4 separate regions of the Homo sapiens genome follow, and regions 2, 3 and 4 are each linked to region 1. Evidence: chromatin loops called from intact Hi-C (ENCODE). Cell type or tissue: heart right ventricle. All regions are shown on one strand. Each heading gives the region's core, and the rest is flanking DNA. Links, peaks and the distances in the headings are about the cores only.

The links. Hi-C counts contacts between places; a loop is a spot of excess contacts. Peaks named below come from ENCODE experiments on the same cell type or tissue, not always from the same donor. Only the 100,000 strongest peaks of a DNase experiment are listed, where the experiment ranks them.
Region 2: it touches region 1 in a loop (2.8-fold over the local background); 40 of 110 quality-filtered maps call a loop at or near these places.
Region 3: a loop joins it to region 1, with 3.0 times the contacts of the local background. A loop is called at or near these places in 6 of 110 quality-filtered maps.
Region 4: it touches region 1 in a loop (4-fold over the local background); 39 of 110 quality-filtered maps call a loop at or near these places.

The regions. Positions count from the first base shown.
Region 1 is chr1:9,107,181-9,113,280 of GRCh38, forward strand. It overlaps GPR157 (G protein-coupled receptor 157), which reads right to left. Exons shown (of 4, transcript NM_024980.5): 2 at 4,096-4,309. Among named protein-coding and RNA genes, the nearest start is that of GPR157, 19 kb to the right of the region's middle. RefSeq lists an enhancer at 3,509-3,558. In heart right ventricle, for the core only: CTCF peaks have their summits at 3,747 (motif pointing right) and 3,950; a DNase peak (open chromatin) is centred at 3,761; H3K27ac peaks cover 1,620 bases.
Region 2 is chr1:9,480,781-9,486,880 of GRCh38, forward strand. No RefSeq gene overlaps it. Among named protein-coding and RNA genes, the nearest start is that of LINC02606, 55 kb to the left of the region's middle. RefSeq lists a silencer at 2,056-2,256. In heart right ventricle, for the core only: no CTCF peak of the experiment used is centred there; a DNase peak (open chromatin) is centred at 2,565; H3K27me3 peaks cover 58 bases.
Region 3 is chr1:9,453,175-9,459,274 of GRCh38, forward strand. No RefSeq gene overlaps it. Among named protein-coding and RNA genes, the nearest start is that of LINC02606, 27 kb to the left of the region's middle. In heart right ventricle, for the core only: CTCF peaks have their summits at 2,795 (motif pointing left) and 2,998; a DNase peak (open chromatin) is centred at 2,787.
Region 4 is chr1:9,492,129-9,498,228 of GRCh38, forward strand. No RefSeq gene overlaps it. Among named protein-coding and RNA genes, the nearest start is that of SLC25A33, 44 kb to the right of the region's middle. In heart right ventricle, for the core only: a CTCF peak has its summit at 3,277 (motif pointing right); DNase peaks (open chromatin) are centred at 3,017 and 3,308; H3K4me3 peaks cover 680 bases.

The DNA.
Region 1 (6,100 bases), core at 671-5,670:
TACCCCCAGCCCACCCACCTCCTCTCCAGAAGGAGAACAAAAACGTGAGCTCGAGCCAGACTTGGCTTTCCTCCTGGGAATGTCTTTCATGAGAGGAAGGAGGAGATTCCTTCCAGATCAAAGCTGAATTTGTAAAAATAGATGAAACTGCTCATGATGAACACGTGATTTTTTTTGGCCAGGAGTGGTGGCTCATGCCTGAAATTGCAGCACTTTGGGAGGTCAAGGCAGGAGGATCGCTTGAGCCCAGAAATTTGAGAGTAACCTGGGCAACAGAGTGAGACACTGTCTCTACAAAAAATTTAAAAATTAGCTGGGCATTGGCCAGGAGCAGTGGCTCATGCCTGTAGTCCCAGCACTTTGGGAGGCTGAGGCGGGCAGATTACTTGAGGCCAGGTGTTCAAAACCAGCCTGGCCAACATGGTGAAACCCCGACTCTACTAAAAATACAAAATTAGGCTAGGCGCGGGCACAGTGGCTCATGCCTGTAATCCCAGCACTTTGAGAGGCTAAGATGGTCTGGATCACTTGAGGCCAGGAGTTCAAGACCAGGCTGGCCAAAATGGTGAAACCTGTCTCTACTAAAAATACAAAAAAATTATCGAGGCATGGTGGCGCACACCTGTGGTTCCAGCTACTTGGGAGGCTGAGGCATGAGAATTGCTTGAACCCGGGAGGCAGAGGTTACAGTGAGCTCAGATTTGCCATTATACTCCAACCTGGGCAACAGAGCAAGACTCTGCCTTAAAAACAAAAACAAAATTAGCCAGGTGTGGTGGCACACACCTGTAGTCCCAGCTACTCAGGAGACTGAGGTGGAAGTTGCAGTGAGCCAGAGGTGGAAGTTGCAGTGAGCCAAGATTGAGCCACTGCACTCCAGCCTGGGCAACACAGTGAGACGCTGCCTCTAAAACAAAAAATGCATTTTTGAGCCAGTCCTGTGCCTGGGATGCTGACGGCCCAGGGGAGGGGAGACGCCCAAGGTATTCTGCCAGCACCTGGTGTCTTGTGGAGTCACTGCTGCATCGTGGTATCTCTCAGCCCCCAATCTTCTGCAACTAACCTGCTCAGAGCCGCCCTCCTCCTCCTCCTCCTCCTCCAGCTCACCGATTCTTGGCTCATTCCTAGCTAGAGGCAACTAGCACATTCTCAGCTCCCTGCCCACTTCGATCCCGTTTTTCTGAAACACTTGCTGATTTGGAAAAGAGGACCCATTGTCACCCGTAAGGGTCAGCCTCAGCCCCGCAGGCTTCCTGCCCTGCCAAAGGAAAGGCAGAAAGAAAGACACACAAAGGGCATCTGTAGAGGAGAGTCCTGGGCAGGGCCTGGCGGAGTGCCTGGGATACTTCATCAGGGGTCCCGGAAACTTTCCAGGGCAGTGGAAAAGAAGAGGAGGTGAGAAGGGCATCCATCACCTGGGCAGGAGACCAACTACTAATAAAAGTCTAGAAGAAGACAAAAGATCATTTCATTTTTTCTTTTTTTTGAGACAGGGTCTCACTCTGTCACCCAGGCTGGAATACAGTGAACTCCCAGGCTCAAGTGATCCTCCTGCCTCACTGTCTCAGCCTCTCAAGTAGCTGGGACTATAGACATGCACCAGCACACCAGCTAATTTTTTTTTTGAGAAGGAGTCTCTCTGTCACCCAGGCTGGAGTGCAGTGGCGCGATCTCAGCTCACTGCAAGCTCCGCCTCCCGGGTTCACACCATTCTCCTACCTCAGCCTCCTGAGTAGCTGGGACTACAGGTGCCCACCACCACGCTCAGCTAATTTTTTGTATTTTTCATAGAGACAGAGTTTCACCGTGTTGGTCTCGATCTCCCGACCTCGTGATCTGCACACCTCGGCCTCCCAAAGTTCTGGGATTACAGGCGTGAGCCACCGCACCCGGCCCTAATTTTTTTTTTTTTTTTTTTTTGAGATGGAGTCTTGCTCTGTGGCCCAGGCTAGAGTACAATGGTGCAATCTCGGCTCACTGCAACCTCTGCCTCCTGGGTTCAAGTGATTCTCCTGCCTCAGCCTCCTCAGTAGCTGGGATTCTAGGCACCTGCCACCACGCCCAGCTAATTTTTGTATTTTTATTAGAAACGGGGTTTCACCATGTTGGCCAGGCTGGTCTTGAACTCCTGACCTCAGGTGATCTACCTGCCTCGGCCTCCCAAAGTGCTGGGATTACAGGCATGAGTCACCATGCCCAGCCTTAATTTTAATTTTTATTTATTTTTTTTGAGGTGCAGTCTTGCTCTGTCGCCCAGGCTGGAATGCAGTGGCGTAATCTTGGCTCACCGCAACCTCCATCTCTTGGGTTCAAGTGATTCTCCTGCTTCAGTCTCCCGAGTAGCTGGGACTACAGGTGTGTGCCACCACATCCAGCTAATTTTTGTTATTTTTGGTAGAGACAGGGTTTCACTGTGTTGGCCACACTGGTCTGGAACTCCTGACCTCAAGTGATCCACCCACCTCGGCCCCCCAAACTGCTGGGATTATGGGCATGAGCTACTGCACCCAGTCCAAAAAGAAGATTTCAGACCAATGGGAAGTCCCACAGCCATCTCCAGCAAGGACTCCACCTGAGGCAGAAGTGGGGTCTAGGGCGGGTGAGAACTGGTTACATTTCCAAGCAAAAAGAAAAGAGAAAACTAAAGGTCTTGACGCGAGAAGACACAACGGGAGTGGAGGGTGGGGATTAGGTGTCCAGATGGCCACAGCTGCAAGGTGCCTCCTGACTCAGAAATGGCTGCTGGGTAGACAGAATGGCCTACAAGATGGGTACACACCCTCCTACAATTTCAGCCCTGAAAACTCAGAGGGCAAATAGAAACACAGGGACTCACTCCAGCAAGCCTGCAGGATGAGCCCGGAAGTCTAAATTCAGAGCATTTCCTCTGGACCTATCTTACTGCCCCAGCCACTCCTCACATTGAATCTTTGCCTGTAGTTACTTGCACTTCTGCCTCTCTCCAGGAGGGCAGGATCCATGTCTGAGTCCTCAAGATGAACTCCCATGCTATACAGCACTCTGGTGCTAGGAGATGCTCGGTAAAAACATACTGAATGAGGCCGGGCGCGGTGGCTCACGCCTGTAATCCCAGCATTTTGGGAGTCCGAGGTGGGCGGATCACTTGAGGTCAAGAGTTCCAGACCAGCCTGGCCAACATGGTGAAACCCTGCCTCTACTAAAAGAACAAAAATTAGCTGGGCGTGGCGGCACGTGCCTATAATCCCAGCTACTCGGGAGACTGAGGTAGGAGAACCACTTGAACCTGGGAGGCAGAGGTTGCAGTGAGCCGAGATTGTGCCACTGCACTCCAACCTGGGCGACAGAGCAAGACCCTGTCTCAAAAATAAATAAATAAATAAAACTAAAATAACATACAGAATGAGTGACCGAGTGGATCAAAGAATGGGTTAATCTGTGGCCTTTTGCAGGCGTTTGCTTGTGGCCAGGAGGAAGCCCCTAGTTCCACATGTGCAGACTGGGAGGCAGGAACAAGGAGGAACTGGGCCAAGGTGTCAGAGGAAAGCCATTCTTTCGTAGGCTCTCCAGCCAGCCCAGCCTACTCATTTCTGAATTCTGGAAACCCCTGCCATTTAGGATATAATAAATCACTAGGAAAAGTTAGGTGAGTTATTTGCGTCACTGATTGTGAAATTCCACAGTCTTCCCTTCCCCTGGGGCAGCCCGGCCTTGGGTCTGTCCTCACCTTTTAGCTAAATTCCTCAAGTTTAAGCAGCCACCACAGGCCGTCCACCAGGGGGCAGGAGAGGGCCATGACCAAGGACACAGCAGCCCTGTCTGCAGCAGCCCTGTGCCCCCACAGGCCCTTAATCGGCTAAGCCTCGTTTCCTTATCTACAAAGGAGTAACAGGACCCGGCTCCTAACGGGGCAGTGGGAACCAATGCACGATCCGTGTAACACAGCGTGTTGCATGGTGTCTGGTGCACAGTAAGTGCCTGGTCCCCTCTGGCCCATCACTGGTTCTGTCCCCAGAGACGCAACCTGTCCCCTCGGGGGGCCAAACTCAATGCCAGGCCTTGCACCTGGGCACAGCGGCCATGCAGAGGGCCCTGAGCTCTAAGGGCAGCGCCTACCGCTCTGTTGATGTGCTTCCGGACCAGGAGGTACAGCAGAGGCAGCAGCACATATGCCAGCATCTCCCACAGCTTCCCCGTCAGCAGCATCCACAGGACATGGTCCTTGGCCTCCAGGTCGATCCAGCACCAGCCCACAGACACGTCCGAGGCGTCATAGCCAATCTTCTTCAGGGCGACGGCTGCCACAGTGATGACCAACGGGACCCCCCAGCTGAGGAAGGAGGAGAGAAAGAGGCATCGGGGTCAGGCCATGGCTCCCGGCAATGTCAGCCTTCGCAAAAATGACGGAGGACGCCCTTCAGAAAGGGGATGCTCTCCAGAGCCTGGATGGCACAGTGGCCCTGGAAAATAAGAAGGGGTAGGTGTTGCCCTGGGAGCCTGGCTCTACTTTAGAATTCTTCGGGGACTGGCATTAGAATGGAGTGACGTGGGACAGCCAGCTCCCAGCGTGTGCCCAGCTCCTTTTGCATACATGTGTGTACAGAGTTCGAGACCAGGCTGGCCAACATGGTGAAACCCTGTCTCTACCAGAAATACAAAAATTAGCTGGGCGTGGTGGTGCACACCTGTAATCTCAGCTACTTGGGAGGCTGAGGCAGGAGAATCATTTGAACCCAGGAGGTGGAGGTTGCAGTGAGCTGAGATTGTGCCATTGCGTTCCCGCCTGGGTGACAGAGTGAGACTCCATCTCAAAAAAAGAAAAAAGAAGAGTTTTGTATACATGTGTGTACAGAGCACAGGGCCAGGCAGGTGTGTGTTTGCTGCTGTCGTGACTGTTGTGAGTCACGTCCTGCTGTCCCAGGTTTCAGGCCTGTGGTGCAGACAGTGGTACTGCGTGAGGCCTGTCTGGTTTCTGTTCCAGGAAGCCTTGGGCACCAGCGTGCGAACACCTGTCCATGCTCGTGCAAATGTGCCACAAACAATCAGCGCCCCCTGGTCAGCCCTTGGGTCTAGGAGTGCACACACTGGGGGCTTAGGGTTGCCTGGGCAGGGAATTCCAGGGTTCTGCTTACCTTCGGCAGGCTCTAGGAGGGGGAACGTGGGCTTTGGGCAGTGTGTCCCTTTGGCCTTGAGGACTTCTTACACAATGGCGGGGAACAGAACCTGGCAAGGGTCAACGGGGACCTTTGAAAACATAAAGCTCAGGTAGGGGCCCCTCTAAGGGCAGTGTTGGGCTCAGTTTTCTTTTTTTGAGACGGAGTCTCGCTCTGTCACCCAGGCTGGAGTGCAGTGGCACAATCTCAGCTCATTGCAACCTCCACCTCCTGGGTTCAAGCGATTCTCCTGCCTCAGCCTCCTAAGTAGCTGAGATTACAGGCGTGCACCACCACGCCCGGCTAATTTTTGTATTTCTAGTAGAGACAGGGTTTCACCATGTTGGCCAGCCTGGTCTTGAACTCCCGACCTCAGGTGATCCACCTGCCTCAGCCTCCCAAAGTGCTGGGATTATAGGCCTGAGCCACCATGTCCAGCCCAGGCTCAGTTTTCTAGAGCGCTCTCCCACAGCCAGCCACACAGCCAGGAGTAGGCCCCTTCCCTGTGGTCCTTGAACCAGTCTGTTCCTTACATAGCAATGGAGCACACAAAGGCTATAGTGGCTCCTGAGAGAGGCAGGTAGTGGGGTAGTTAAGAGCTTGGATTTTAGTGTAGTGGGCTTGGATTTTAGTGCAGCGGGCTGGATCCAAGTCCCACTTCTGCCCCTGCTTGGGCAAGTTATTTAGCCTCAACATGCCAGGTTCTCTGCAAAGTGTGGATGACGACAGTGACTACAGGGTGTCATTGTCGGGTCGTTATGAGAACAAATACATGTGTGTACAGAGCACAGGGCCAGGCAGGTGTGTGAGTGTTTGCTGCTGTCGTGACTGTTGTGAGTCACGTCCTGCTGTCCCAGGGTTCAGGCCTGTGGTGCAGACACTGGTGCTGCGTGGGGCCCGTCTGGTTTCTGTCCTGGGAAGAAGACACAAGTACCCCTGTCCTAGGTCAGGTGCCTGGAGCGCAAAGC
Region 2 (6,100 bases), core at 503-5,502, 370 kb after region 1:
GACAGAATCTCTCTCTATCGCTTAGGCCGTAGTGCAGTGGTGCAATCTCGGCTCACGGCAACCTCTGTCTCCCAGCTTCATGTAATTCTCCTGCCTCAGCCTCCCAAGTAGCTGGGATTACAGGCAGCAGCCACCACACCGGGCTAATTTTGTATTTTTAGTAGAGATGGAGTTTCACCATGTTGGCCAGGCTGCTCTTGAACTCCTGACCTCAGGTGATCCACCCGCCTTGGCCTCCCAAAATGGTAGGATTACAGGTGTGAGCCACCACATTCAGCTCCAGCCCTTAAAATTCTAATAACCTAGTCTCTCCTAAGACTTAGCCTAAAAGAACGAACAAGCCTCCCTTTCCACACTGTCCTGGGGGAAACCACCACTGGCTGAGTGCCAGCAGGTGCTGGCCTCTCTCCTGGGCTCAGCAGGGCAGGTCCTGGCTGGCCCAAAGCTTCGTCCTCTGGAAGCCTCCTTCACCATCCTGTCGTACAAGCACCTGCTCTTCCCTCCCTGCCACACGCTCGCTTTGGGCTCACTTGGCCAACCTCCAAGTTCCCAGCCAGACCCAGCAGCCGTGCTGGTCAACCCTGGAAACATGGACTCTGCTTTGAAATTCCTTTGGAAATTATGGTCAAAGTTTCCTTCACAGGGACTCATTTTTCCAGGAACATTTTCTACCAATTTGGGGAAGGTGGGGTGTCTCATTCGTTCATTCATTTACCCAGAGCCTACACTGAGCCAGGTGCTCTGCAAGGTAATGGACGGGGCACAGATATTTCAGGCAGTGCCCACCCTGGACCCTATAACAAAACGGCCAGGTGCTAGAAGAGCAAATTCATAAAGTGCTCTGGGAACAGAGAGAAGGAGAGAGCCAGGGTCCCTCTGAGGACCTCCCTCTGTTTATTTATGTCACAAAAACGCGTAGGAACATTCTGTGCCACCATTGTTTTGCAGTGTGCAAATCTGTGCAAACCTGCCCCCAAAGTCCAAGGGAGCTGAGAGGTGGAACAAAGAGGCTGATATATCATTTCTCAGAAAGGAACTTTTTTTCTCTGTCTTCGAGACAGAGTCTCGCTGTCACCCATGCTGGAGTGCAGTGGCGCGATCTTAACTCACTGCAACTTCCCCCTCCCGAGTTCAAGTGATTCTCTTGCCTCAGCCTTCCAAGTAGCTGGGATTACAGGCACCTGCCACCACACCTGGCTAATTTTTGTATATTTAATAGAGATGGGGTCTCACCATGTTGGCCAAGCTGGTCCCAAACTCCTGACCTCAAATGATCTACCTGCCTCGGCTTTCCAAAGTGCTGGGATTACAGGCATGAGCCACCGTACCCAGCTTCGGAAGGGAAATTTAATAGGGACTTAGGAACAGAAGCCATCATTTCAGGCGGCTGCAAGGCAAGATGATGGATCCCTACGCCATTCCCTCCCAGACCCAGGGCTTATACACCAATAGGGAAGCAATATATAAGACAATTGTAGAGAAAGGTAAGCATGCCAAGTGAATCTGCCTAAGGGCAGGGCTTATGGTCTAGGTTGTTCTGGGACTGGGTGTGGTGGCCCATACCTGTAATCCCAGCACTTTGGGAGGCTGAGGTGGGAAGATCATTTGAGACTAGGAGTTCAAGACCAGCCTGGGCAATATAGTGAGACCCTGTCTCTATTTATATTTTTTTAATATATTTTTTCAAAAGGTTATTTTGACCTAAAGGCAGGATTTACCGAAAGTACATGTTCTTACGCAAGAGCAGTAGACAAAATAAAAATCTCAGAGGCGTTCCTGGAACTGGTGATAATCAGAAGTCAACACAGCGGGTTAGTGTCCTAGACAGGTCTGCTTCGGCCTGCACACAGGCATTGTTCTAAGTATGTTCCAGATGCTAAGTCGCTTAATTCTCATAAAGGCTTTACGAGGCAGGCACTAGTATTACCACATTTTATAGATACAAGGGCACAGAGAGGTTAAGCAGCCTGCCCGGGTCACACTGCTGCTAAGTGGCAGAGCGACATTTGTACCCCAGCACTCAGGCTCCAGGCCCTGCTGTTAGCCACCGACAAGGCTGCCTCTGCTGATGGAGGGGCTCTCCAGCTGAGCAAGGGTGGCCAAGCCTGAGCCAGCTGCTGGGACACTCGGGAAGTGACACAGGCATATCTTCACACCAAGGAGCACACTGGGAGCACCCTGCTCAGCCAAGCAACCCTGAAGTCAGAGGCCGGCCGAGCCAAGGGGCTCCAAAGGGAGCTATGAACTCCCGGGCTGGACCGCTCTGTCTTTGTTCACAGCCTTCAAGGGAGAGCTCCAAGGACCATGTGAGTCCCTGCAGGGGAGCCATGGGAGGTGGCCTCCCCTCCCCAGAAAACAAGGTTTGGTGCCTGCCCTTGAGTGAACAGTTCGTCCCTGAAGGAAAAACAAAACAATAACATTCAGCTCTGGGTAAAAGATGTTCCCACTGCTACTCCACCAGGGAGAGAGAGTGCACTCATGAGAAGGGCTCGCTTTTGTAGGAGCAGGTACATCTTTTTCCTGGCCTGGAGCCCGTTACAACCACGTCATAAACGCCATGCCAGAGAGGGTGCCCTGCACTGGCCCCACACGGCCCACGTCACCTCTCCCAGAGGGCTGGAGAGCGAGCAGCGACATGGGAGGCTCCGGCAGGTCCTGGCCTTAAGGGTCACCGGCTCCCTGTGACAGCTGACTCCACTCCTGGGAAGAGGAACAGGAGAAATCCTAGAACCAGGAGCCGATCCCATCCACGTGGTCTCTGCCCTCAGAAAGAGGCAATGCTGGAGAGAGGCATCCCCCTCCAGGATGGAAACCACAAGAGCCCCAATTTCTGTCTGTCCTGTTTGCCACTGGGTGTCTAAAATACCACTGGGTGTCTAAAATACCATGTCACAAAGCCTCCACAATTTTTCTCTAAAGGATTCGATGTGAGAAGCTTAGGCTTTGCAGTTCACCAGTCTCAGTGCAAATCCTCCACTCTGCCATTGGAGAGCACACACTGCCTATAGCTTCTGAACAGATGAAGCCTTGTCCCAATCAAACCTTATATATGGACACTGAAATTGGATTTTCTTTTTTCTTTTCTTTGAGACAGAGTCTCACTCTGTCATCCAGGCTAGAGAGCAGTGGCATGATCTCAGCTCACTGCGATCTCCGCCTCCCAGATTCAAACAATTCTCTTTCTCCTGCCTCAGCCCCCTGCGTAGCTGGAATTACAAGCACCCACCACCATGTCCAGCTAATTTTTGTATCTTTAGTGGAGACGAGTTTTCACCATGTTGGCCAGGCTGGTCTCGAACTCCTGACCTCAAGTGATCTGCCCACCTTGGCATTCCAAAATGCTGGGATTACAGGTGTAAGCCACCAAACCTGGCCTGAAATTTGATTTTCATATCATTGTCAGATGTCATGAACTACTACTCCTCTTTTTTTTTTTTTTTTTTTTTTGAGATGGAGTCTTGCTCTGTTGCCCAAGCTGTAGTGGTGTGATCTCGCCTCATTACAACCTCCGCCTCCTGGGTTCAAGCGATTCTCCTGCCTCAGCCTCCCGAGTAGCTGGGATTACAGGCATGTGCCACCACACCCAGCTAATTTTTGTATTTTTAGTAGAGATGGGGTTTTGCCATGTTGGCCAGGCTGGTATCAAACTCCTGACCTCAGGTGATCTGTCTGCCATGGCGTCCCAAAGTGCTGGGATTACAGGCAGGAGCCACTGCGCCCAGCCATGAACTATTGTTCTTCTTTTGATTTATTTTCCCAACCATTAAGAAAAGTATAAATTTGGCCGAGCGCAGTGGCTTAACCTGTAATCCCAGCACTTTGGGAGGCTGAGGCTAGAGGGTTGCTTGAGCTCAAGAATTCAAGACCAGCCTGGCCAACATGGCAAAACCCCATCTCTACTAAAAATACAAAAATTTAGCCCAGCATGGTGGTGTGCGCCTATAGTCCCAGCTACTCAGGAGGCTGAGGCAGGAGGATCACTGGAGCCCAAGAAGCAGAGGTTGCAGTGAATCAAGATCGCGCCACTGCACTCCAGCCTGGCAACAGAGTGAGACCCTGTCTCAAAAAAAAAGTAAAAATCGTCCTTTGCTTGCAAGTTGTACAAAAACAGGCAGCAGGAGGGATTTGGCCTGCAAGCTATAGTTTGCTGACCCCTAACCCCTGATTTTGTGGCCACAGCCCCATGGGATCAAACCCAAACAGAAGGCTCCCAGTGCTCTGCCAATCAGGGATCCCCTGCCCCTCTGCATGGACCCCCATCTAACAACTGCAATTCTCAGTTTGCGCCTCTCCTGTGGGCTCTCGGGATCACCTTGCCCCTCACTTTCCAGCACTCACTTGTTTTCTGAGACTCAGTTCCCGTGTCTCAGGCTCTGGGAGCCCTCTCTGGATACCCTGTAGGGTTCTGATGCACCTCTCTTTACTGCCCAAGCCCCAGCAACTAACCCCTCAATGAACTTGTTGCCAAGTCTGATGGTGGCGGTTTGTTACTCAGCCTCCTCCAATGGCCCGGAAGCTACTGGAGGGCCAGGCGTGGGGCCCTCCAGCTCCCTCTCCCAGTGCTTGGAACGTGGTAAATGCTCTGTAAGTGCTCGTTGGGATCCTCTGTCCATCCCACTCCCTTCTCCTCTTCCTCTTCCTCCTCCTCCAAGTCTCTCAGCCTCTAAGATTGGCTGGCGCAGAGCTCAAGGCCAGAGTCTTGTTTTCTCCACCCACCTTCACATCCTAAGTGAACTCTCCCCAACTCAGGGCTCTAACGCCATCTACGTGGTGACAACTCCCAGACATATATCTCCAGCCCCAACTTTTCCCATGAACCCCAGATGATCTGGAATGTTTTCAGCCACTCTTAAGGTTGGCTTCAACTACGAATGCTGAATAGATAAAGGAGGCCATTGGCCTGAAACTGGTACACATGAGGGCAAATCAGAAGTGTTGAGGCATCATGACCCCATGGGACAGAGGAATTAGAGAAGTCAAAGAAACTGTCCCAAAAGAAACCAGTCAAATGGGGCCGGGCGCAGTGGTTCACGCCTGTAATCCCAGCACATTGGGAGGCCAAGGCAGGTGGATCACCTGAGGTCAGGAGTTCAAAACCAGCCTAGCCAACATGGTGAAACCCCATCTCTACCAAAAATACAAAAATTAGCTGGGCATGGTGGCGGGCGCCTGTAATCCCAGCTACTCAGGAGGCTGAGGCAGGAGAATCACTTGAACCCAGGAGGCAGAGGTTGCAATGAGTTGAGATCGCACCACTGCACTCCAGCGTGGGCGACAGAGTGAGACTCCATCTCAGAAAAAAAAAAGGAAGAAGAGAAACCGCTCAAATATGTGTCAGCTCGGACCAGAGACCAGAAGCCCACTGACTGCTTACCCCTAGTATTCCTAGAGCCTCCCACCTCATCTGGTTGCTCCTTCCTCCTTTGACCCCGGCGGGATGAAGATGCTCTCTGGCTATTCCGCCATCTGTTATTTGAGACTCTCCTAGGAGGAGCAGAAGGCAGGCGTGCTGGTCCTCTTCACTGAACTCGCCTCCCAGCCTGTGTTTCAGGGCCAGAGCCCTGTCCACAGCCCAGAAGACCGAGGCTGCAAACCCACACAAACGGGTAAAAGAGGCAGAGAGCCTGGAGATGAAACATCCAAGTTGGGGAAGAGGTGGTCACTCCCGACAGAACAGATCCTGAGACTTGATCTTGTAAAATGTTGACTATATCAAGCAATGGAGTGTTTCCAGGGCCCTTGGGAGACCATTATTCTCCTCAATGGGTTTTTGGCCCAGAAATCCTCTTGAACCTCAGCCTATCACTTCCTTTTCATAACAGCACTTCATTCCTCCTCCTCACATCCTCCCAGACTCTCCCCAACTTCTCCTTCCATCTGGACCCTTAACATCAGCCAGCATGAGGCCACGTCTCCCCCAGGACTGTGCCACAGCCAAGCTGTCATTTCATCTCTCCCCATAATTAGGCCCTACAACCTCTCCATCACTTTTATTGCCTTTTCTCCTCAAACTTTCCTCCAAAGTCATCATTGAATTCCATACGGAAAGACCCGAAAGAAAGGGAAGGCCCCCGATAAGAAGCATCCTCTTTTTTCCAGG
Region 3 (6,100 bases), core at 595-5,594, 350 kb after region 1:
AACCTCTATTAAATATAATTTGTCTAAGGTTTTTCTTTTAACAGGTGTTTGGTTCAAATTCTCTGTTTCTTCTTGGCATGCTTCGAAGGCTTTCCAGGTAATCCAGATTATTCTTCCCACTAACTTGGTATGTTCTTTGTCATATAGCCATTTGGCTTGGTCAGGGGTTAGTGGAGGAAGCTGGGAGGCAGAAAGCTGGATGCTGCTGGGCTAGAGGGAGCAGCCACGTGCACGTGTGCATGCACACACACATGCAAACACACACGCGTACATATGTGCACATATGCACACACATACACGTGCACACACATGCACAAGTGTGCACACATGCACGTATGCACATCCATGCACACCTACATACATATATGTGCACACACATGCACACACGTACGTACACATGTGTGCGTATACACACATACGCATGCGCACATGCATGCACCTATGTGCACATACACACATGCACGTGCACACATGCGCACAAGTGCACACATAGGCACACACACATACATACACATATGTGCACATATGCACACACATGCACACACACACACATACATTCTCAAAAGAGTCACAGAGCAGTTTGGTGGCACCAGAGAGATGCACTAGAACAAGCACACAGAGACGTGGAAAGGTTACTATTCACATGAACTTTCGAAAAAGCAATGCCAAGTGCCGCCAGAGGTGGACACAGCCCAGAGATGGAGGAGGGAGAGTGCGTGGGAGAGAGGTCCCAGGTCTGCAGGGCACGCCAGGCCTGAGGACACGTTCACAGATGTGCAGTGAGATGAGAAGGAACAGGACAGAGGTAGCAGGACTAAATGTAGTCCATCCAGTTAAAGGCCATCTGGTCGTCATCTATTCTGAGATTAAGTAATCCCATGGGAAGAGCTAAGCTCTCCTTGCTTTTATAAAATGAGCAGCGCAGCTTACAGAGAGGGCTCCAGGAGGAAGGACTAGGATGAGGAATGAGTTATTCTGCCTTCAACTCCGTCTCCTCCCCACAGCCCTCCCCCACTCCCACCGCCAAATGAAATCTCTGTTGTAAAAATGTCAAAGGACAAAAACTTGCTTAAACCATGCCAAAGGGCATGGTGTGCACAGAGGCCAGTGCCATTCGGGGCAGTGGTGGCCAAAACATGGATCCCCAGAGGACAAAGGGGCCAAGCTGAGCCTTAGAGACCCTCAAGGATGCAAGCGCTGCTTTTGAGGTCCAGGGACCCAGGCTGTTCCAGGAGTGGCCCGGGAACTCCTGCAACCAAAACACCTAGATTATGAGGCCTCCCGGGCTGCCCTGCCCGACGTCCATAGCTTCCTGGAGCGCATGGGTGGGAGGGCACAGTAGGGCCAGCCCCCTGTCCCTGGTGGCATCATCTACAGGGAGAGGTGCAGTGAGACCGGTCACCTTCAGGAAATTTACAAAAGACGCAGGCGCAAGAGCCAACAAAGGAGACTGCCTATGCGTGTGGACGCCCACACCTCCAGGCAGACACTAGGAGAAGGGCAACCCTGATTTGCATCCGTGTGACTTTAACACACATGAGCGCACATGTGCACTCACACCACACACTCAAACATGTGCACACACGTTCATAGGCACGTATATTTTGTGACATAACCCCCTACCCCTTAGTCACCCGGTCAGGGAATCAAGCTCCCTACCTTTCTGCTGAGGCACAAGAATTGCTTGAACCCAGGAGGCGGAGGTTGCAGTGAGCTGAGATTGCGCCACTGTACTCCAGCCTGGTCAACAGAGCAAGACTCCGTCTCCAAAAAAAAAAAAAAAAAAAAAAAATTTTAATTGATTAACTTCCTCTGCTAATCTCTGCTGTTGTAGGATTACAGTTTTTAAAAATTTCTTTGCTGTTATTTTGATGGAGTTTAGAGGAAGGGTTAAGTATATGCATTCATTTGCCGTTTCAAACCAAAACCCCTAAACCTCTGGCCTTTTAAAATGGAATTCCGGGCTGGGCACAGTGGCTCATGCCTGTAATCCCAGCGCTTTGGGAGGGCGAGGCAGGTGGATCACTTGAGGTCAGGAGTTTGAGACCAGCCTGGCCAACATGGTGAAACCCCATCTCTGGCTTCACCACTCAACCCACAGGGTTCCTGGGCTGGGCTCCCTCAAAAAATGCTCTGAGCAGCTTTCACTCATGACCCCCATGCACAGCGAGAGCTAGGGCCATGGAAATTCCGTGCCTGGACCAACCTCGTCTCGTGCAGCGTGGAAGAGGCGCGTAGCCCAGTGCTTGGGTTGGGAACCTCGTCATCGTCTCCTTCACGGTGATGAACAGCTACTGAGAAAGAAAAAAATGTCTTCACGCAGTTTCTTGGAATAGTAGCTGCACCCGCGATTAATAGAGTCTGTTTCGGTAGAAGTTTTTTAGAGAAAGGAAAACTGTCACCAGCTCCATTTTGTCAGGTTCATTTCTGAGGAATCTCTTGACCACCGCGGCTTCCAAGTGGGATCGATGTTGGACTTGCAAAAGGGGAAAATTATTTTTGACTCATAAACTGGAATGGAAGCCAAGGAAGAAACTCGGTTTGTGGCCTGCTGTTGCTAAATACAAAAATTGATTATTTTATGGAAGAAGAGCCATGGCCAGGTCAGCTGTTTTTCCCTCATAAAATCATTCAGCGACCCGATAGGAAACTGCAACGCCTGTGAGTCGTTTGCAGAGTGGTGCAGCTGTGAGAATTCTCCCTGGAAGGGCTGCCCGACCCCTCTCCTGAGCCTCTGAAACTCGGAAGCGAGGCCAGGATGGTGATAAAGGAGGAGTGTGGCGCCCTCTGGCGAGAGTGGGGCTGAGTCCCTCCCAGGAGCCCAGCCTGGGTGTCCCCCTGCTGTAAAGACCCCACGGCGCACAGCCTAAGGCTCAGAGCTTTGCACGGAGTCTGCCCCTTTGGGCAACATGGAGCTGATGTGGTTGCATGTTGGAAGACCTCATTTAGATTCCAGCCAAATTAGGAGAGAGGTGCTTATCCCAGCTGGAGATGCACAGGCGGGCAAAGGGCTGAGAGCAACCCAAAGCTGGAAGGCCAACGGGGCTTAGGCCTCCTGGCCCCAGGTGCTGCCCCGGGAAAAGAGGCCGTAACGCCATCCTACCCAGCCATCGCTGCAGCAGCAGGACCTGTCTCCAGGTTAAGACTGAGCAGACATCAGGCAGCCTCCAGGTTGGCCCAAGCATCTCTCATCTGGAATAAAAGTACTTGTCAAACATCATTATCCAGAATGTCAGGGAAAATAAAAATGAGTTCTAAGGCTTGTGAAAGAGATGGTCTTGGGACAACCCAACACCAGGACTTTTCCTCTGGGTCTGGTGGAAATATTTTGAAAGGCCAAAGAAGAGGGTTCTGTCCTTCCCAGGACCCGACTCAAGGCCTAAAGAAAGTTGTAGGGAGTTCTGGACACGGCACTAATGCTTCAAGAAATCTCTCCAAGCTCGGACTTACTTGCCTGATAATTCCAGGTCTCAGACTGAGCTTCTCATCCAAGGCTGGGTGATTTGATTCCCATAAATCACATCTATCGCTCTGTAGCATTGATAAGGGGCACTCTAGGCGTGAACCTGGAGCCACTGGGAATCAAGAAGGAATTCCTGTCTGTGCCATATGTGTGGTTCAGCGTGGGGGGGGGGTCCTTCCGAACTTTCTGCAGTTTCCTGGAGGGATGAGACACGGCCTCCATTGGGGATTGGGCAAGAATGACCTCCCTGTGCCCTGGCGCTCACACCTGGAGGTTGCTGGCCCACCCAGCCCCTGCAGAGGGTTTGAAGGTCCATGAGTCAGGTCTTGGAAGGCCCAGGGGGGAGCCTGAGAAAGAAATTCAGAAGATTCCATCATGACGTCATCAATCCCCCTGAAGATCTACAGGTTGCATTTACTCCCTGGCTTCAACGCACCACATTTTAGAGAGGTTTTTTGTTTTTTGTTTTCTTGAAGTACAAGAACACCAGTGATGAAACTTGAAAGCATCCTGTACTCATGGTGGATCAGGAAAATAAGAGTTTTCTTAGACTCAGAGTCTTGGTGGGAGTGTTGGTGGGGAGGGTCTGCCCTCTGAACGGGGACATGGTGAGGGGGACTGCACTGAAGCTGTGTCCCCAACTCCTTCCTCCACCGATGCTTCCGTTCCTCATCTCCAAAATGCCTACCGCTCTCACCCTTATCCACTTTTTTTAGTTTTACTTCCGTGGCACACAATTTTTTATTGAGTAGTAATTCACAGGCCCTACAATTGACCCTTTTAAACACACAGTGCTTTAGTATATTTACAGAGCTGTGCGACCATCAGGACAACCCATTTTTGAACATTTTTAGCCCTCCAAAAGAAACCCTACAACCGACCGGGCACAGTGGCTCATGCCTGTAATGCCAGCACTTTGGTAGGCCAAGGCAGAAGGATCAGCTGAGCTCAGGAGTTTAAGACCAGCCTGGGCAACATGGTGAAACCCCATCTCTACTGGAAAAAAAAAAACTACAAAAATTAGCCGGACATGGTGGCAGGTAGCTGTAGTCCCAGCTACCGGAGAAGCTGAGGTGGGAGGATTGCTTGAGCCTGGGAGGTCGAGGCTGCAGTGAGCCATGATCACACCGCTGCACTCCAGCCTGGGTGACCAAGTGAGACCCCGTCACAAAACAAAACAAAACAAAACAAAACAAAACAAAACAGAACAGAACAGAACCCCTGCAACCTGTAACCATCATTCCCCAATCCTACCCCAACACTCACCAGCCCTAGGAAACCACTAATCTACTTTTGAACTCCTGAACTTAAGTGATCCACCCACCTCAGCCTCCCAAAGTGCTGGGATTACAGGTGTGAGCCACCGTGCTCAGCTTTTTTTTGAAATGGAATCTCACTCTGTCCCCTAGGCTGGAGTGCAGTGGTGTGATCTCAGCTCACTGCAAACACTAACATACTTTCTATCTCTATGAATTTGCCTATTCTGGACTTTTTTTTTTTTTTTTTTTTTGATGGAGACAGAGTCTCACTCTGTCTCTGAGGGTTGGAGTGCAGTGGCATTATCTTGGCTCCCTGAAGCCTCAACCTCCGAGGCTCAAGTGATCCTCCCACCTCAGCCTCTTAAATAGCTGAGACTACAGGTATGCGACACCATGCCCACTTAATTTTGTTCATTTTTTATAAAAACAGGGTTTCGGTATATTGCCCAGGCTGGTCTCAAACACCTGGGCTGAAGGAATCCTCCCACCTCAGCCTCCCAAAGTGCTGGGATTCCAGGCGTGAGCCACAGAGCCCGGCCTGGACATTTTATATAAATGGAATCAGAGAACATGCTGTCTTTTGTGTCTGGCTTCTCTCAGTTGCCATAATGTTCTCCAGGCTCATCCACACTGTACCATATGCCAGTGCTTCTTTCCTTTTCATGGCTGAATAATTTTCCACTGTATGGACATAGAACATTTTAATTACCCATTCATCAACTGATGGACGTTTGGGTTTTTTCCACTTTTCAGCTTTTTTTTTTTTTTTTTTTTTGAGATAGACTCTCTCTATTGCCCAGGTTGGTGTGCAGTGGTGTGATCTCCGCTCACTGCAACCTTCACCTTCCAGGTTCAAGCAATTCTCCTGCCTCAGCCTCCCAAGTAGCTGGAATTACAGGCACCCACCACCACGCCCAGCTAATTTTTGTATTTTTAGTAGAGACAAGGTTTTGCCATGGTGGCCAGGCTGGTCTCAAACTCCTGACCTCAGGTGATCCTCCCACCTCGGCCTCCCAAAGTGCTGGGTTTACAGGCATGAGCCACCACACTCAGCCCACTTTTTGGCTGTTGTTATGAATGACGCTGCTAAGAATATTTGTGTACATGATTTTTTAAATTTCCTTTTGTTTCTTTTTTTCCCTACTATTTTTATAACCACAGAAACGATTTTGTTTAGGCATATGTTTTCAATTCTCTTGGGTCTATACATAGGGGTGAAATTGCTGGAGTATATGGTAATTCTATGTTTAACCTATTGAGGAACTATCAGGCTATTTTCTACCTCTATTCACCTTTTAGGAGTCCTAAGAATTAGTCAGTCCTGTTTGACAAATAATACCAGTATAACTGGATCTTTCCAGAAAAAGCCTGAACAAGT
Region 4 (6,100 bases), core at 712-5,711, 380 kb after region 1:
GATTACCAGCGTGAACCACTGCGCCCAGCTGTTCTTTTTTTAAAGTTAGTTTGAATCAGGATCCACTGAGATTGGTTGATCTTCCATTTAAATCTTTTTATCTTTAGGTTCTGTGTTTACCTTTTTTTTTTTTTAACTTGCAATTCATTTGTTGAAAAAACTGGCTTTTCTATGTTAACACATAATTTAGATTGGCACATGGCCTAGGATTGCAGTTGTGTTCATGAACAGGGTCATGTGTTAATGAACTGAGTCAGCGAATTCTGTAGTCGGAGCTATAAGGGCTTTATTCGTCTTTCTGTCCCAGTTTCCCCAGCTCTCTGAGGTTCTATCGCTTTTATTATAGAAAAACCATTTTTTAAGTAGAAAATGTACCTGAGGCACTGGCGGGCGCCTGTAGTCCCAACAACTCAGGAGGCTGAGGCAGGAGAATGGCGTGAACCCGGGAGGCAGAGCTTGCAGTGAGCCGAGATTGCGCCACTGCACTCCAGCCTGGGCAACAGAGCAAGACTCTGTCTCAAAAAAAAAAAAAAAAAGTCAGCCATCCTCCAGCCCTGATCACCTGCCACAGAGCCAGTTTCCTGGTGGCACCCTGGTTTCCAAGGGGACATCAATGACATTAAACTTCAATATTGGCTGGGCGCAGAGGCTCACACCTATAATCTCAGCACTTTGGGAGGCCGAGGAGGGCAGATCAGGAGGTCAGGAGTTCGAGACCAGCCTGGCCAACATGGTGAAACCCTGTCTCTACTAAAAATACAAAAATTAGCCGGGCATGGTGGTGCACACCTGTAATTCCAGCTACTCTGGAGGCTGAGGCAGAAGAATCACTTGAACCCGGGAGGCAGAGGTTGCAGTGAGCCAAGATCGCACCATTGCACTCCAGCCTGGGCAACAAGAGCAAAACTCCGTCTCAAAAAAAAAAAAAATTCAATATTGTATATTGTGACCAACTCAGATGTCACTTTGGGCCAACACAGCCCTTTGAAATTTAGACAAACATGGCTCAAATGCCCTGATTTCACAGCCTGTGCAGGTCCAGACTAAAATCACAAACATATTTGGGAAGCCGAGGCGGGTGGATCACTTTAGGTCTGGAGTTCAAGACCAGCCTGGCCAACATAGTGAAATCCCATCTCTACTAAAAATACAAAATTTAGCCAGGCGTAGTGGCACGCACCTGTAATCCCAGCAACTCAGGAGGCTGAGGCAGGAGAATCGCTTGAACCTAGAAGGCGGAAGTTGCAGTGAGCTGAGATCACACCACTGCATTCCAGCCTGAGCGACAGAGCAAAACTCCATGTCAAAAAAAAAAAAAAATCACAAACACAGACACACAATTTCTTCCAGTTCTCAGTTCACTCCCATCATGGTTCCCAGGCTGCTCTTCCTGCTGTGGCTGTGGCCACCGCCCAGCTGCGGGTCAGCTCACCTTCACCTGTTGGCCAGTTGCCTCCAGAATCCAGTCACACTCAGTATGTCCTGGGATTCATGCCTTACTAACAAGGAAGACCTGGGGAGAAAGGAGGACTTCAGGGCTCCCTCAAAGGAGGACACAGGGGTGGCTATTAGCTGGCCTACGGCCAGGGGCCCATTTACATGAAAGATGTCATCAGCCATTGGAGAATAATACCAGAAAATAATACAAAAATATGTTATTGGGCAGGTGCGGCGGCTCACGCCTGTAATCCTAGCAGTTTGGGAGGCCGAGGTGGGCAGATCACTTGAGGTCAGGAGTTCAAGACCAGCCTGACCAACATGGTGAAATCCTGTCTGTACTAAAAATACAAAAATTAGCTGGAAATCACTTGAACCCGGGAGGCAGAGGTTGCAGTGAGCCAAGATCATGCCACTGCACAGAGCAAGACTCCATCAAAAAAAAAAAAAAGAAGTTATTAATAAATATCCTCGACCAGGTGAAGTGGCTCATGCCTGTAATCCCAACACTTTGGGAGGCCAAAGCAGGCACATCATGAGGTCAGCAGTTTGAGACCAGCCTGACCAACATGGTGAAACTCCATCTTTACTAAAAATACAAAAATTAGCCAGGTGTGGTGGTGGACGCCTTTAATGCCAGCTACTCAGAAGGCTGAGGCAGGAGAACCACTTGAACCTGGGAGGCGGAGGTTGCAGTGAGCCAAGATCGCACCACTGCATTCCAGCCTGGGCAACAGAGTGAGACGCCATCTTAATAAATAAATAAATACTTTATCCTCACAAATGGGTTTTTAAAAGTGAAATTCTAGAATTTTTCCCTAATGGCTCATCCATTATTTCACCTGTAGATTATTGCTTTCTCCTAATTTCTTCCTTCCTGAATTAAACTATAACCATCAACTTGAGAACTTAAAACACATACTTTGCTAATTTTTTGAAATTATTATTTGATAGCCAGGCGCGGTAGCTCACGCCTGTAATCCCAGCACTTTGGGAGGCCGACGCAGGCACATTGCCTGAGCTCAGGAGTTTGAGACCAGCCTGGGCAACATGGCAAAACCCCGTCTCTACTAAAAATACAAAAATTAGCCGGGTGTGGTGGCTCATGCCTGTAATCTCAAGTACTGGGGAGGCTGAGGCACCAGAATCGCTTGAATCCGGGAGGCAGAGGTTGCAATGAGCTGAGATCACGCCACTGCACGCCAGCTTGGGCAACAAAGTACGACTTTTTCTAAATAAAAATAAAAATTCTTATTTGGAGTTGCTGGGAGAGAAGGAGGCGGCCGGTAAACCCTGGCACCCTCTCCTTTTAGCATCACCTCTGCGTGTCTTAACACTCAGCCTCCCTCAAAAACCAGGTGGCAGAGCCCTTCCCTGGTCTTCTCGCTCATAGAGGGAGGGTCCTGGGAGGGGGCCTCTCTGCATTCCCCACCCTGGCAGCTCTGGTTTAGTGAGTGGATGGGCTACCCTGGGCTGCTGTGGGCATTCCGGGGGGAGGAGGTTTGCCTCTCTCCGCCGCTTGGGGTGTGTCCTGGGAGAGCCGGAGGGGCAGAGCGGGGAGGGGAGGGGCTTGGTCTTCGTCCTGGGTAAGGTTGGTAGTGGCTGGGTAAAGGGCTTTAGGCTACCATCTTCCAGAGGGGCCACCAAGGGTCCCCCAATCTGGTCCTGGGGATGGTGGCTCAGGACCCTCGAGAAAGCAGGCGGGGAGAAAACTCAGCGTGGCTACCATTGGGGACCTTGATTAGTAGGTCATACCGCAGTGCCCACCGCAAGGGTGGCCACTGCGGACGCGAGGGCAGCCCCGCCTCAAGTAGCGCCCCAGAGCGGCCACTCCTCGTGCGGCCACCAGGGGGCGCAGCAGCGCCGGCAGGAAGCGCGGGAAAGCGGCCGCGATGGCCTCGGAAGAGGATGCGCCCCGCGCCGCCCGCCCTGCGCCATGCACTGTTACCCCTCGGTCCTCACCCGCACTGCGGGTGCGGGGTGGCAACTACCCCAGCTGGATAGTGAGGGTGCCGGGACGCAAGCCCGGGGCAGGCTCTCAACTGCCCCCGCCCTTGCTTCTCAGTCGCCCTGCACACAGCCTCCCCCGAAACCAAAATCCCCCAGGAGAGTGTGGTACCTCCATTACAGTCGACACGTCATTGTCACTAAAGTCAGAGCTGACACCGGAGCTCACTCCTGGTAGTGTTCATTCTACGGGCTTTGACAAATGTGAAATGCATTATGGCGTGCATCTACTATTGTAGCGGCATAAGAATAGTTAGACTGCCCGAAAAATCCCGTGTTCTTTGCCTGTTCACCCCTCCCTACCACCCCCAACCCCTGGCCACCACTGAACTATTTACTGTCTCCACAGTGTCGTCTTTTGCAGAATGTCACATAGCTGGAATCATGCAGCATGTAGGCTCTTCAGACTGGCCTCTTTCACTAGTGATACGCACTCAAGCTTCCTTCTGTCTTTTCTTGACTTGCTAGCTCATTTCTTTTCAGCACTAAGTAATATTCCACTGTCTGAAGTTCCACCGTTTTGGGGATCTTTGTGTTTTTTGTTTGTTTGTGAAACAGAGTCTCACTCCGTCACCCCGGCTGGAGTTCAGTGGCACAATCATGGCTTACTGCAACCTTGAACTCCTGGGCTGAAGCAATCCTCCTGCCTCAGCCACCCAAGTAGCTGGGACCACAGGCACACACCATCATGCCTGGCTAATTTAAAAAAAAAAAAATTTATAGAGATGATGTCGGCCCAGGCGCAGTGGCTCATGCCTGTAATCCCAGAACTTTGGGATGCCAAGGCGGGTGAATCACTTGATGTCAGGAGTTCAAGACCAGCCTGACCAACATAGTGAAACCCTGTCTCTACTAAATACAAAAAATTAGCTGGGTGTGGTGGCGCATGCCTGTAATCCCAGCTACTCAGGAGGCTGAAGCAGGAGAATTGCTTGAACCTGGGAGGCGGAGGTTGCAGTGAGCCGAGATTGCACCATTGCCCTCCAGCCTAGGCAACAAGAGCAAAAAATCCATCTCAAAAAAAGAGAGAGAGAGAGAGAGAGATGATGTCTCATTATGTTGCCCAGGCTGATCGCAAACTCCTGAGCTCAAGCGATCCTCCTGCCTCGGCCTCCTGAAGTGCTAGGATTATAGGAGTGAGCCACCGTGCCCAGCCCCAGCATGATATTTGTGGAAGGGAAAGGTGATCAAGATGACTGTGAACTAAACTGTGACATAGGGCTGGAGAGCTGATATACCCATCAGCCCAGACCGCCAAGGGGCATTGCCGGCCTTACCAGCTGGATGCAAACTGCTTCTGCTGGGCCTTATGGACAGGTATAAAGAGAAAGGCATTGGTCAGATCAACAGCTGCATGCAGTAGCAGGGACCAGAGATGTGTGAATTTTGGAGTCGCCACTTGGTTAAGTTTACAATAATCCACTATCAGTTTCCAAAGTCCATCTGTCTTCTGCACAGGCCAAATCGGAGAGTTGAATGGGGATGTGGTGGGGGTCACCACCCCCGCCTCCTCCAAGTCCTTGATGGTGGTGCTAATCTCGGCAGCCCCACCCCAGGGATGCAATGTTGCTTTTGATGTACTATTTTCCCAGGCAGAGGCAACGCTAATGGTTTCCATTTGGCCTTTCCCACCATAACAGCCCTCACCGCACAAGGTAGGGAACCAGTGTGGGGATTCTGCCAGGTGCTAAGTATGTCAACTTCGAACCTGGAACCAGAAAATAACCCCAGGATGGGTTCAGGGATCCACGGGAGCCACCACAAGTTGGACCTAAGCTAAAACTCCACTGAGCACCTGACATCTGTAAGGTGTCCCTATGTTGCCCAGGCTGGTCTCAAACTCTTGCGCCCAATGATCCTTCTGCCTCGGCCTCCCAAAGTGCTGGAATTGCAGGTGTGACCCACCACACCCAGGGACCACAGATTATTTATCTGTTCACCTACTGGAGGACATCTTGGTTACTTCCAAGTTTGGGTAATTAGGAGTAAAGCTGCCATAAACATCCATGTGCAGCTTTTTGTGTGGATGTAAGTTTTCAATTCATCAGCTGGATCGTATAGTAAGAGTATGTTTAGTCTTGTAAGAAACTACCAAACTGTCTTCCAAGGTGGCTGTGCCATTTTGCATTTCCACCGGCAATGAATGAGGGTTCCTGTTGGTCCACATCCCCACTGGCATTTGTGTTGTCAGTGTTGTGGACTTTGGCTATTCTTTTTTTTTTTTTTTTTTTTTTTTTTGAGATGGAGTCTCACTCTGTCACCTAGGCTGGAGTTCAGTGGCACAATCTCAGCTCACTGCAAGCTCTGCCTCCCGAGTTCAAGCAATTCTCCTGCCTCAGACTCCCGAGTAGCTGGGATTACAGGTGTGTGCCACCATGCCTGGCTAATATTTGTATTTTTAGTAGAGACGGGGTTTCGCCATGTTGGCCAGGCTGTTCTGATCCACACGCCTCAGCCTCCCAAAGTGCTGGGATTACAGGCGTGAGCCACCGCGCCCAGCGACTTCGGCCATTCTAATAGGTATGCAGTACTTTCCTTTTTGTTTTACTTTGCAGTTCTCTAATGACAAATGATATCGAACATCTTCTCATATCCTATTTGCCCTCTGCATATCTTCTTTGGTGAGGTGTTGGTCAGGCATTTGCTCCATTTTAAA